Regions from separate parts of the Homo sapiens genome. Here all the other regions are linked to region 3. Evidence: chromatin contacts called from ENCODE Hi-C or POLR2A ChIA-PET data. All regions are on one chromosome and are shown on one strand. The core of a region is the stretch at or near the end of the contact, and the rest is flanking DNA. Distances in the headings are between cores, read along the strand shown.

The links. Hi-C counts contacts between places; a loop is a spot of excess contacts on that map. ChIA-PET counts read pairs that join two places held with the same protein, here RNA polymerase II (POLR2A). Pooled maps may share reads with other maps.
Region 1: a loop to region 3 is called in a pooled map, with 6 times the contacts of the local background. The contact joins the promoter of E4F1 here to the enhancer-like site in region 3. A Hi-C loop is called at or near these places in 5 of 50 pooled maps. POLR2A ChIA-PET finds 5 or more read pairs at or near these places in 2 of 52 experiments (A673 and AG04450).
Region 2: a loop to region 3 is called in a pooled map, with 3 times the contacts of the local background. The contact joins the promoter of CLCN7 here to the enhancer-like site in region 3. A Hi-C loop is called at or near these places in 4 of 50 pooled maps.

Annotation. Positions count from the first base shown.
Region 1 is chr16:2,221,727-2,225,898 of GRCh38, reverse strand. E4F1 (E4F transcription factor 1) reads right to left here and starts at 2,308. Exons shown (of 14, transcript NM_004424.5): 1 at 2,129-2,308. The coding sequence starts at 2,285. RefSeq lists enhancers at 118-618, 1,874-2,013, 2,244-2,413 and silencers at 2,094-2,183, 2,474-2,613.
Region 2 is chr16:1,473,631-1,477,876 of GRCh38, reverse strand. It overlaps CLCN7 (chloride voltage-gated channel 7), which reads left to right and starts at 2,849. Exons shown (of 25, transcript NM_001287.6): 1 at 2,849-3,043. The coding sequence starts at 2,903. RefSeq lists silencers at 2,427-2,776, 2,897-3,106 and an enhancer at 2,346-2,889.
Region 3 is chr16:1,927,843-1,931,711 of GRCh38, reverse strand. No RefSeq gene overlaps it. Among named protein-coding and RNA genes, the nearest start is that of HS3ST6, 11 kb to the right of the region's middle. Within about 2 kb of position 1,936, at least 21 of the 41 ENCODE cell types and tissues checked have a DNase peak (open chromatin) inside an H3K27ac peak, as active enhancers do; they include A673, where a contact is called at or near this core.

The DNA of each region.
Region 1 (4,172 bases), core at 1,059-3,558, 290 kb before region 3:
TGGTCTCGATCTCCTGACCTCGGGATCCGCCCGTCTCAGCCTCCCAAAGTGCTGGGATTACAGGCGCGAGCCATTGCGCCCAGCCTTTTTTTTTTTTTTTTTTTTTTCCTAAACAGAGACTGGGAGGAGCCGGGCACGGTGGCGCACGACTGTATTCCCAGCACTTTGGGAGGCTGAGGCGGGCAGATCACCTGAGGTCGGGAGTTCAAGACCAGCCTGGCCAACATGGAGAAATCCAGTCTCTACTAAAAATGCAAAATTAGCCGGGTGTGATGCCGCGTGCCGTAATCCCAGCTACTCAGGAGGCCGAGTCAGGAGAATAGCTTGAACCCGGGAGGCGGAGGTTGCGGTGAGCCGAGATCGCACCATTGCACTCCAGCCTGGGCAACAAGAGAGAAACGCCGTCTCAAAAAAAAAAAAAAAGAAAATAGAGACGGGGTCTTACTATGTTGCCCAGGCTGGTCTGGAACTCCTTGGGCTCAAGTGATCCTCTCACCTCAGCCTCCCAAAGTGTTGGGGTTACAGGTATGAGCCACAGTGCCCAGCCATCTGCAGCCTCATAGGACAAGCTCAGAGGGTACAGACCCAAGCTCCATCTCCAAAAGCTCTCAGTGCCCCCAGGAATGAGCCCTTAGTGCATCCCCAACACTGCTCTCGGCACATGACACACAATCTTTTTTCTTTTTTTGAGACAGTCTTGCTCTGTCACCCAGGCTGGAGAGCAGTGGTGCGATCTCGGCTTACTGCGACCTCCGTCTCCTGGGCTCAAGCAATTCTCCTACCTCACCTTCCCAAGTAGCTGGGATTACAGACGCGCACCACCACGCCCAGCTAATTTTTGTATTTTTAGTAGAGAAGGGGTTTCACCATGTTGGCCAGGCTGGTCTCGAACTCCTGACCTCAGGTGATCCACCCACCTTGGCCTCCCAAAGTGCTGGGATTACAGGCGTGAGCCACTGCGCCTGGCCACAATCTTTATTTTAATTCCCATGATGCTTCTATGAGGCAGCAGAGCCCGGAAGTTAAAGGGGCTGTGAAGGCCTTCACAGTGCTGAGATCCAATCCAACCCTTGCTACTTAACTACCTGGGTGACCCTGGTCATTTTCTTTTCTTTTGAGACGGAGTCCGGCTCTGCCGCCCAGGCTGGAGTGCAGTGGCGCGGTCTCGGCTCACCGCAAGCTCCACCTCCCGAGTTCACGCCATTCTCCGCCTCAGCCTCCCCACTACAGGCGCCCGCCACCACGCCCGGCTAATTTTGTTTTTTTGTATTTTTAGTAGAGACGGGTTTCACCATGTTGGCCAGGATGGTCTCCATCTCCTGACCTCGTGACCCGCCCGTCTCGACCTCCCAAAGTGCTGGGATTACAGGCGTGAGCCACCGCACCCAGCCCACCCGGTCACTTTCAGGTCTCCAACCTTCGATTTTCCTCATCCCCAAAATGAGAATAACAATAACATCCACCTGTCAGGACTGGTTTGAGAATGAAAAAACCTAAAGCAGGATAAGGGCTTGTTACATTACTGGCAGAAGCCGCCGCCCCATTCTGTAGGGGAAATAGAGGTTCACAGAGGTAGGGTCACCTACCCAGGATCAAAGAACTAGAAAGCGGCAAGTGTGGGACTGGAAGGGGCCACAGGCTGGCTGCAGTGCACCAGCCCTCTTGCACTAGGCTCTGCTGCCTCCCTACGGACAGGCCCAGAGCCCAGATCCTGGAGAAACCGAGGCCCCACCCTCTTGGAACCACCAACAGGGCCCTAGACGCCCATCAGGTGCAGGAGGAAGGGGCCCAGAGGAGGGGAGGGCCAGGCTCAGGCATCGGAGGCAGAGAAGGGCCGGGACGCCGGCGTCTGCGAATGTCTACACCGGGCGCCCGGGGGCTCAGCAACCCGCGAGCACTTGTGGACGCACACCAGAGAGGGGGGATGACAGGCGCCCCGCAGGAGAGGCCCGTGAGGGTCGCAGCAAACCTGGGGGTTTCGTGGAGGGCTGTGAGGGTCCCGCGAGATCCGCGAGGTGTCTGGGTCTGGGAGGGTCGGTCGAGCCCGCAGCTCGGGCCATCCGGGCCTCTGCCAGCCCGGGATGAACTGCCCGCACCCCGGCCGCACCCTCCGGGTCGGCCCGGTTACCTTCCTCGCTGAAGGGCGCCGGGAGGCCGAGGAAGCCGCTGGGGGCCAAGGCCGCCGCCACCGCCGCAACTGCACCCTCGCCCGCTTCCCGCCCGGCTTCGGCCTGGGCTTCTGCCGTATGAGCGGCCGTCACCCGCACTGCCATCGCGCCCTCCATGTCGCAACGCGCCGCAGGAAGATGGCGGATTTACGACCATGTCGTCATAACAACGGGCCGCGCCGAGGCCAGCGTGAGGGAACGGCAAGAGGAGGGCGGGGCAGAACCGGAGCGGATTGACGGACAGGCGGGGAGCCGGGCCTGGATAGCGGTGTGGCCTTAAAGGGCAGAGGCGGGGCCGGGCGCGCTGAGAGCGAAGATGGGGCGGGACTGTGGGGAGGGCGTGGTTACGGTGGAGCAGATTGCCAGCCAGGGGGCGGGGCGGCAGAAGGACCTATGTTCGAGGCTGCACTCGGATTTGAGAGCCAGAGAACGCGAGGGGCGAGCGGACTGGCGGCTGCTAGGCAGCCGCGCCCCAGCGCTTCCGTACCTAAGGACAGGTCGCCCCGCCCGCGGCTGCTGCTGGGAAGCCGCCACAGCTCCAACCAGGGGTGTGGTGCCTGCTGCCCACTGACCGCCTAGGGTGTTAGAGCCTCCCAAGATGGTTACCCGGGTCACGGGAAAAGAACACGGGTCGGGGATGGCTCATGGGTAGCTCTGCGAAGCTGTTTTATTCTTTTATATACTTTTAATTTTTTTTTCTTTCTTTTTTGAGACGGAGTCTCTTTCTATCGCCCAGGCTGGAGTGCAGTGGCGCGATCTCGGCTCACTGCAAGCTCTGCCTCCCGGGTTCACGCCATTCTCCTGCCTCAGCCTCCTGAGTAGCTGGGACTACAGGTGTCCGCCACCACGCCAGGCTAATTTTTTGTATTTTTAGTAGAGACGGGGTTTCACCGTGATAGCCAGGATGGTCTCGATCTCCTGACCTCGTGATCCGCCCGCCTCGGCCTCCCAAAGTGCTGGGATTACAGGCGTGAGCCACCGTGCCCAGCCACTTTTTAAATTTTTTAAAATTTATTTGCATTATGTATTTTAAATAGAGACAGGGTCTTGCTGTTTAGACTAGGCTGGTCTCAAACTCCTAGCCTCAAACCATTTTCCCATTTCGGCCTCCCAAAGTGCTAGGATGACAGGCGTGAGCCACGACTCCCAGCCACGTTGAATTTTTGGTTTTGGAGATGGGGGTTGTTTTTGGTTTTTGTTTGTTTGGGGTGTTTGTTTTTGAGACAGAGTCTCACTCTATCACCTAGGCTGGAGTGCAATGGCGCGATCTCACTGCAGCCTCCGCCTCCTGGGTTCAAATGATTGTCCTGCCTCAGCCTCCCGAGTAGCTGGGACTACAGGAGTGCACCACCATGGCCAGCTAATTTTTGTATTTTTAGTAGAGACAGGGTTTCACCATGTTGGCCTAGATGGTCTCAAGCTCTTGACCTCACGATCTGCCCGCCTCGGCCTCCCAAAGTGCTGGGATTACAAGCATGAGCCACCGCGCCCGGCCTGTTTTTGTTTTTTGAGATGGAGTCTCGCTCTGTCACCTAGGCTAGAATGCAACGGCACGATCTTGGTTCACTGCAATCTCCGCCTCCCAGGTTCAAGCGATTCTCCTGCCTCAGCCTCCTGAGTAGCTGGGACTACAGGCAACTGCCACCACACCCGGCTAATTTTTTTATATTTTTAGGAGAGACGGAGTTTCACCATGTTGGCCATGCTGGTTTTGAACTCCTGACCTCAGGTGATCCGTCCCCCTTGGCCTCCCAAAGTGCTGGGATGACAGGCATGAGCCACCGAGCCTGGCCAGATTTTTTTTTGAAACAGCACCTTGCTCTGTCGCCCAGGCTGGAGTGCAGTGCCGTGATCTCAGCTCACTGCAGCCTCTACCTCAACCACCCAAGTAGCTGGGACTACAGGTGCCCATCACTAGCTAATTTTTGTATATTTTGTAGAGATGGGTTTTTGCCATGTTGCCTAGGCTGCTATAGAACTCCTGAGTTCAAGCGATCTGCCTGC
Region 2 (4,246 bases), core at 1,600-4,099, 450 kb after region 3:
GCTCCCTTCCTGCCACTTCGGTTAAGGTGCTCGTTCTTGCCTGCTGCATGGTGGTGCAGACAGCCAAGGGCCAGATGTTAACATTGCCATTTTCCCTCCCTCTCAGAAGGCTGCTACTCATTATGATTATTGTCAGGTTTTGAATTGTCCGAGTGTAAGCTGCAGACATAGCAACACAAGGTCCCAAGTATTTCAGTATGTATCTCCTAAGATCGGGGAGCTTTCCTGACGTAACCACAATATAATGATCACGCGTGGGAGATTTACTACTGCTCCAACACCGTTAGCTCATACAGTGTATGTCCAATCTTTGCCAATTGTCTCAACCATGCCAGACCCACGTGAGGTTGTCTCCTCAGCCTCTCTTTGTCTCTTTCACAATACTGACATTGTGGAAGAAGATGGCCTAGATGTTCAGCAGGCTGTCCCTCAAAGTGGGATTATCTGGTGTTTCCCCTTTATGAGTGGACTCAAGGTGAGCATGTTTTGCAGGAATGCTCCGGAAGGGACGTTGTGTCCTTCCTGGTGCATCACATCAGGAGGCACACGATGCCACCTTATCCCATCACCAGCAATGCTGAACTGGGTTGCTTGGTTCAGGTGGCGCCTGCTAGGTTTCTTTTTTCCCTTCACCGTTAAGAAATGCTGACCCTGGGCCGGGCACGGTGCCTCATTCCTGTAATCCCCGCACTTTGGGAGGCCAAGGTGGGTGGATCACCTGAGGTCAGGAGTTCAAGACATGCCTGGCCAACGTGGAGAAATCCCATCTTTACTAAAAATACAAAAATTAGGCCTGGCGCCATGACTCATGCCTGTAATCCCAGCACTTTGGGAGGCCAAGGCAGGCGGATCACAAGGTCAGGAGATTGAGACCATCCTGGCTAACACGGTGAAACCCCGGGTCTACTAAAAATACAAAAAATTAGCCGGGCGTGGTGGCGGGCGCCTGTAGTCCCAGCTACTTGGGAGGCTGAGGCAGGAGAATGGCGTGAACCCGGGAGGCGGAGCTTGCAGTGAGCCAAGATCACGCCATTGCACTCCAGCCTGGGCAACAGAGCGACACTCTGTCTCAAAAAAAACCAAAAGGAAACAAAAAAAAGAAAAATTAGCCAGGTGTGGTGGCGGGTGCCTGTAATCTCAGCTACTCGGGAGGCTGAGGCAGAAGAATCATTTGAACCCAGGAGGCGGAGGTTGCAGTGATCCAAGATAGCGCCATTGCACTACAGCTTGGGTGACAAGAGTGAAACTCCGTCTCAAAAAAAAAAAAAAAAAAGAAGGAAAAAGAAAAAAGAAATGCCAACCATGGCCGGGCATGGTGGCTCATACGAAGAGTCCTAGCAACTCAGGAGGCTGAGGAAGGAGGATCCCTTGAACCCAAGAGGTCAAGGCTGCAGTGAGCTATGATCTTGTCATTGTACTTCAGCCTGGGTGACAAAGTGAGACTGTGTCTCAAAAATAAAAAAATAATAATAATAATTTAAAAAAAGGCCGGGCACCGTGACTCACGCCTGTAATCTCAGCACTTTGGGAGGCCGAGGCGGGTGGATCACGAGGTCAGGAGATCGAGACCATCCTGGCTAACACAGTGAAACCCCATCTGTACTAAAAATACAAAAAATTAGCCGGCCATGGTGACGGGCGCCTGTAGTCCCGGCTACTCGGGAGGCTGAGGCATGAACCCGGGAGGCAGTGAGCCGAGATTGGGCCACTGCACTCCAACCTGGGCGACAGAGTGAGACTCCGTCTCAATAATAAAAATATCGACCTTTTAAAAGGAAGAGGATGAGGCACAAAATATAAAGAGTTTACTCTAGAGGCTAACGTGGAAGGATCACTTGAGGTCAGAAGTTTGAGAACAGCCTGGGCAACACACTGTGAGCTCCACAGCAAAAATTAGCCGGGTGTGGTGGTGCAGGCCTGTGGTCCCTGTTACTCCAGAGGCTGAGGCGGGAGGATGGCTTGAGTCCAGGAGGTCAAGGCTGCACTGAGCTGTGACCGCACCACCGCACTCCAGCCTGGGCGACAGAAGGAGACCCTGTCTCAAAATAAATAAATAAATGACCCAGAAGGTGGGGACAGGGTGGGGGCTGATGTAAAGCTGTCAAGAATTCTCTTTGGTTTATGGAAATACCATTGATTAGTGATGGGCTGTGCCCTGGTGCGGGTACAGGGTCCGGGCGGCTATTTGGCTAATTCACAGCTATCTGCGTAGTAGCCGGCAGTTTCCAGAGGCGACCCTCCTGTACTGTCTCTGGGGCCTGATCGTTGAAGAGGACTCGCCTTCTGTTCTTTTCTCATTAGGCGGGAGGACCCTCTGGGGCTGCCTGGAGGAAGCCTCCACTCCGACCCTCGCCCGAGTGCCTACTGCGAGGGCGGATGCATGCTTCGGGACTTCTAATTTCATCCTTCACGTCTTTAGCCGCCGCCTATGGCAAGGAAAGGCCTGCCCTCGCCCCTGCCTCCCTCCTCCCTTCCCCACCGCGGCTCCGTCACGATCGGCGCGGGCGACCGGGCCTGGGGGAGCCCCTCCAGCCGGCTCCTGCCCTCAGGCCCCGGGCGCTTCCCTCGCCCCGACTCCCGGGCCCGAGGTCCCGGGGGCGGCCATTCGCCTCCCAAGCACTCGGCGCTCAGCCCAACGGGGCCGCCTTTGCAGTCGCGTGGGCAGAACGGGGTCCTCAGGGCCGCGGCGATTCTCTAGGGCGGGCGGCGCCACGACCCGCCGGGAGCGCGGCTCCCAGGAGCCCCCGCGCGACCGGGCCTCGGTGGTTGCCGTTGCAGGTCACATGGTCGCCGTCGCTCATCACGTGGCCCCGTCGCGCGTCACGTGGCCGCCGGCGCGGGTCACGAGAACAAACACGGGGGCAGCCGGCGCTTCCCGGCCGGTGTCGCTCCGCGGCGGGCCATGGCCAACGTCTCTAAGAAGGTGTCCTGGTCCGGCCGGGACCGGGACGACGAGGAGGCGGCGCCGCTGCTGCGGAGGACGGCGCGGCCCGGCGGGGGGACGCCGCTGCTGAACGGGGCTGGGCCTGGGGCTGCGCGCCAGGTGAGGCCGGGCAGGGCGCAGGCGGGGAAACTGAGCCCTCGTGCGCCCCGCAGCCCGCGCCCTCGTGAGCCTTCTGGCGGCGCCGCGTGTCTCGGTCCTGGAGGCGACCGAGGCGCGGTGGACTCGGGAACGCGCCCCGGGGCTCCTCGGCGGGGCCGGGCTGGCGGGGGCGCCTGGGGTCTGGAGTCTTCGGAGGCCGCGCCGGGCTCGGTGGCCGGGAGGGCTGCGTGGGCGAGGCGGAGCTCGCCAGACCCCGCGGAATGTGGGGCGCTGAGGGGCGCCGGGGCAGCCGTGGCGCACGTTCATTCCCTCCGGTGTCCCCCAGACTGGCCCTAAAGGGGTGCAAGTGGCTTTCTGTTCAGGTGACTTTTAAAAATTGTCATCCTACACGAGCAACTAATTTTGTTTGCGTTTTTGACCCCCTGGGAGATGGAAACAGTTAAGATTGCAGCCGGGTCACTGTCTTTCAGTGAGAATGACTGAGCGCCTTTATCTGCCATCTTTCTGTGTGGGGATCAGTCCCGACTTTCAGGTGATCTTGGGAGTGACGAGTATTTGTACTCAGTCTCCCTTCGCACCGAGTTGAATTTGCAATGTGCAGGCAAACACAATAAGCAGCAAGTCAGAGGTTGGAATGCGTTCCGCATGTCACCCTGCAGCGTGCGTCTGAGCAGTGTTAAGGTCTGGAGAACCGTTGCGGGTACATTTGTTTCCCTGTCTGTGTATTGTCTTAATATTTTTTTTTTTTTGAGACGGAGTTTCACTGTAGTTGCCCAGGCTGGAGTGCAATGGCGCGATCTCGGCTCACTGCAACCCCCACCTCCCGAGTTTAAGTGACTCTCCTGCCTCAGCCTCCTGAGTAGCTGGAATTACAGGCGTGCGCCACCGCGCCCGGCTAATTTTGTATTTTTAGTAGAGACGGGGTTCCTCCGTGTTGGTCAGGCTGGCCTCGAACTCCCGACCTCACGTGATCCCCCGCACCTCAGCCTCCCAAAGTGCTGGGATTACAGGCGTGAGCCACTGCGCCTGGCCGTATTGTGTTACTTTTGAGTTAATGGACCGTTTTGTTGATGGGTCTTAATCTGCTTTGCAGTTATTCTTTACATTTTCTCTTGTCTAGTCCTTTAAACACTTGTCTTGTGCTTAAAGATTAGGAAGGACGGCAGGGCACGGTGGCTCACATCTGTAATCCCAGCACTTTGG
Region 3 (3,869 bases), core at 687-3,186:
ACTGGCACCGGTCTCTGAGTTCCCTCAGTTTTTATTGATTATTATTTTCGTTATTTCAGTAAAAAGGAATGTAGTAGGAGAGCAGGATGATCATAAGGAGAAGGTCAGCAAAAAACATGTGAACAAAAGAATCTATATCATAATTAAGTTCAAGGGAAGGTACTATGCCTGGATGTGCACGTAGGCCAGATTTATGTTTCTCTCCACCCAAACATCTCAGCAGAGTAAAGAATAACAAGGCAGCATTACTGCAAACATGTCTCACCTCCCACCATAGGGTGGTTTTTCTCCTATCTCAGAACTGAACAAATGTACAATTGGGTTTTATACCGAGACATTCAGTTCCCAGGGGCAGGCAGGAGACAGTGGCCTTCCTCTATCTCAACTACAAGAGGCTTTCCTCTTTGACTAATCCACCTCAGCACAGACCCTTTACAGGTGTCGGGCTCGGGGACGGTCAGGTCTTTCTCATACCACGAGGCCATATTTCAGACTATCACATGGGGAGAAACCTTGGACAATACCCTGCTTTCAAGGGCAGAGGTCCCTGCAGCTTTCCACAGTGCATTGTGCCCCTGGTTTATTGAGACTGGAGAATGGCAATGACTTTTACCAAGTATACTGCTTGTAAGCATTTTGTTAACAAGGCACGTCCTGCACAGCCCTACATCCCTTAAACCTTGATTTCATACAGCACATGTTTTTGTGAGCTCCAGATTGGATCAAAGTGGTTGGGTCAAAGTGGCTGGGGCAAAGCTACAAATTAACAACATCTCAGCAAAGCAATTATTTAAAGTACAGGTCTTTTTCAAATGGAGTCTCTTATGTCTTCCCTTTCTACATAGACACAGTAACAGTCTGATCTCTCTTTCTTTTCCCTACACCAGCTACTCGGGAGGCTGAGGCAGGAGAATCGCTTGAACCTGGGAGGCTCAGGCTCAGCCTGGGAGGCTGAGGCTCAGGGAGGTTGTGGTGAGCCGAGATGACACCATTGTACTCCAGCCTGGGCAACAAGAGCAAATCTCCGTCTCAGGAAAAAAAAAAAAAAAAAGATGTGGTAGGGAGGTGGGGGTGGGAGGGGGCAAGTGGGCTCAGGAGGTGGGGGGGGTGCCGGCAAGCAGACTGCTTGAGTGGGGAGACGGGTGAACCGCAGGACCCCAAGGCCCCCTCACATTGAGAGTCCAGGGAGGGATGGCTGTGGGCAAGGTCTGTATGCCAGGTCACCGGAGGAGGGGGTGGTGTTTCCAGCAATGGAGCGTCTGGTGTGGAATCAGTCACCTTACCCTCCCGCTCCTGCTGGGTGATACCCCATCCTTGCGGCTGCCCCCGCGTCTTCCTTGAGGAACAGCAGACTCTGAGGGGGCAGCCCCTTCCTCCCCAGGGCACGGCCTTGCCCCTCAAGGGTTGGGTTCAGGGGCAGCGGGCAGGCCTGGGCACGGCTGGGCCGTCACCTCGGGCGAGGGATGGGGAATAAAAAGGAACTCTGTCTGAGACACCGTGATCCCTCGCCGGGGCCCAGGCCTGGCTCAGAGCAGCCACCAGGAAGCGTCTGCGGCCCGTATGGGGGAACAGACCATACTTCAGACCCTTGCTCAACCACCGCTTTCCGCTCTCTCAGTGGCAGGTGCCGCGCAGAGCCTGGCCCTGGTGGGGCTGTGGCCCCTGGTGGGGGTGGGGGCCGTGGGCAGCTCCCGGGAGGCTCCTACCCGCGGACGGGTCGGCAGGTGGGAGGAGGGGGCGTCCGGTAGGGTCGGCGAAGGCGCCGAGGCCACGTGCAAGCCCCGGCCCTCGAGGCGGCCTCCCGGGCCCGGGCGCGGGACCGTGCGCAGGACTGACCAGCAGGGGGCACGCTCGCTCGGTGCTGCCAGGCCGGGTGGTCTGCGTGCGCAGGCGCGGCGGGGGGCCTGACGGCGCTGCAGTTCCCCGGGTGGCCGCGGGGGTTGCGGCGGAGGCAGCGAGCGTCCGCGCAGAGAAACCGCCTCGGCCACGCCCGCCCTTGGGCCGGTGCTGGGGACCCAGGCCGAGGCCTCTGGTCGTCTGAGGGTGCCAGGGGCAGCTGCAGGGGGTTTGCCGGGCTTCACGAAGTGACCGCTACAGGGAGTGCAGTCGCAGCCACGGGTGCCCCTTCCAGGGTCACCGGAGGACAGAGCCAGGGGCGGGGGCGGGGGTGGCGCGGCCGGTGGGAACGGCAGGCGTGGTTGGGGGCGCGGGTGGAGGCAGGACGCCCCCAGCCCCTTCTTCAGGGCAGCTGCGTGGGACCCAGGCTGCCCGGACCTGGCCCGCCCTCAGGGCTAGATCCTAGGGTTCCACATCCCAGGCCTCTTTCCTCCGCCCACCTCTCCCCGCTACAACCCAGGCAGCTCCTGGCTGCCTTCCCCCAACCAGAGTCCTCTCTGCAAAATAATAACCAGACCAGGTCCCTCCCTCAGAGGTTCCCACAGTCCTTGCCTGCTCTGACCTAGGCTGACCCCACCTCTCCAGCTTGATTTCCTACTCCATAAATGAGATCGGTGTTGTTTATCATAATTACAGTTTGGGGTTGTTTCTTTTTTTTTTTTTTTTTGAGACGGAGTCTGGCACTGCCGCCCAGGCTGGAGTGCAGTGGCGCGATCTCGGCTCACTGCAAGCTCCGCCTCCCGGGTTCACGCCATTCTCGTGCCTCAGCCTCCCGAGTAGCTGGGACTACAGGCGCCCACCACTGCGCCCGGCTAATTTTTTTGTATTTTTGGTAGAGCCGGGGTTTCACTGTGTTAGCCAGGATGGTCTCGATCTCCTGACCTCATGATCCGCCCAGCAGGGCCTCCCAAAGTGCTGGGATTACAGGCATGAGCTACCGCGCCGGGCCTGGTTGTTTCTTCTTGAGAAGGGGGTTTCTCTGTTGCCTGGGCTGGAGTGCAGTGGCATGACCATGGATCACTGCAGCCTTGAATTCCTGGACTCAAGCGATCCTCCCAGGTCAACCTCCCGAATAGCTAGGACTACAGGTGTGCTACTACGCCCCGCTAATTTTTGTATTTTTAGTAGAGACAGGGTTTTGCCATGTTGTCCAGGCTAGTCTGGAACGCCTGGGCTCAAGTGACACTCCCGCTTTGGTCTCCCAAAGTGCTGGGATTACAGGCATGAGCCACTGTGCCTGGCTAATTTTTTAAAAAAACTTTTTGTAGAGACGTGCTCTGGCTTTGTTGCCCAGGCTGATCTTGAATTCCTGGGCTCAAGGGATCCCCCACCTCGGCTTCCCAGAATGCTGGGATTATAGGTGTGAGCTCCTCAGCCCAGTCAATTATGTTGTTGTTACTGCCCGCATCACCTGAACCCAAACCCTTTCACCTGCACCTCCAGGCAAACCAGACCCCACTCTAGAAACACATCCTTGCATTCCTAGAGTTTGTTTTTCCTTCTTCTGTTTTGTCCTTCCACACGCATCACAACCCTTCTAGAAGCTTTTCTTGGGGGCTCTGCCCCAGTGGTCCTCTCCTTCCCCCACAGCAGGGGCCTGGGTGGGCCTCCTCTGTGCATGCAGACTGGGCCCCTGTTACCCTCTTGCAGGCCTCACCCATCCTAGGTCAAGGAGCTCCTCAAAGCCATCAACCACAGCACCTTCATCTCATTCTCTCTCTCTCTTTTTTTTTTTGAGATGGAGTCTTGCTCTGTCGCCCAGGCTGGAGTGCAGTGGCACAATCTCGGCTCACTGCAACCTCCGCCTCCCAGATTCAAGCGATTCTCCTGCCTCAGCCTCCTGAGTAGCTGGGATTACAGGCGCGCGCCATCACGCCGGCTAATTTTTGTATTTTTAGTAGAGAGGGGGTTTCACCATGTTCGCCAGGATGGTCTTGGTCTCTTGACCTCGTGATCTGCCTGCCTTGGCCTCC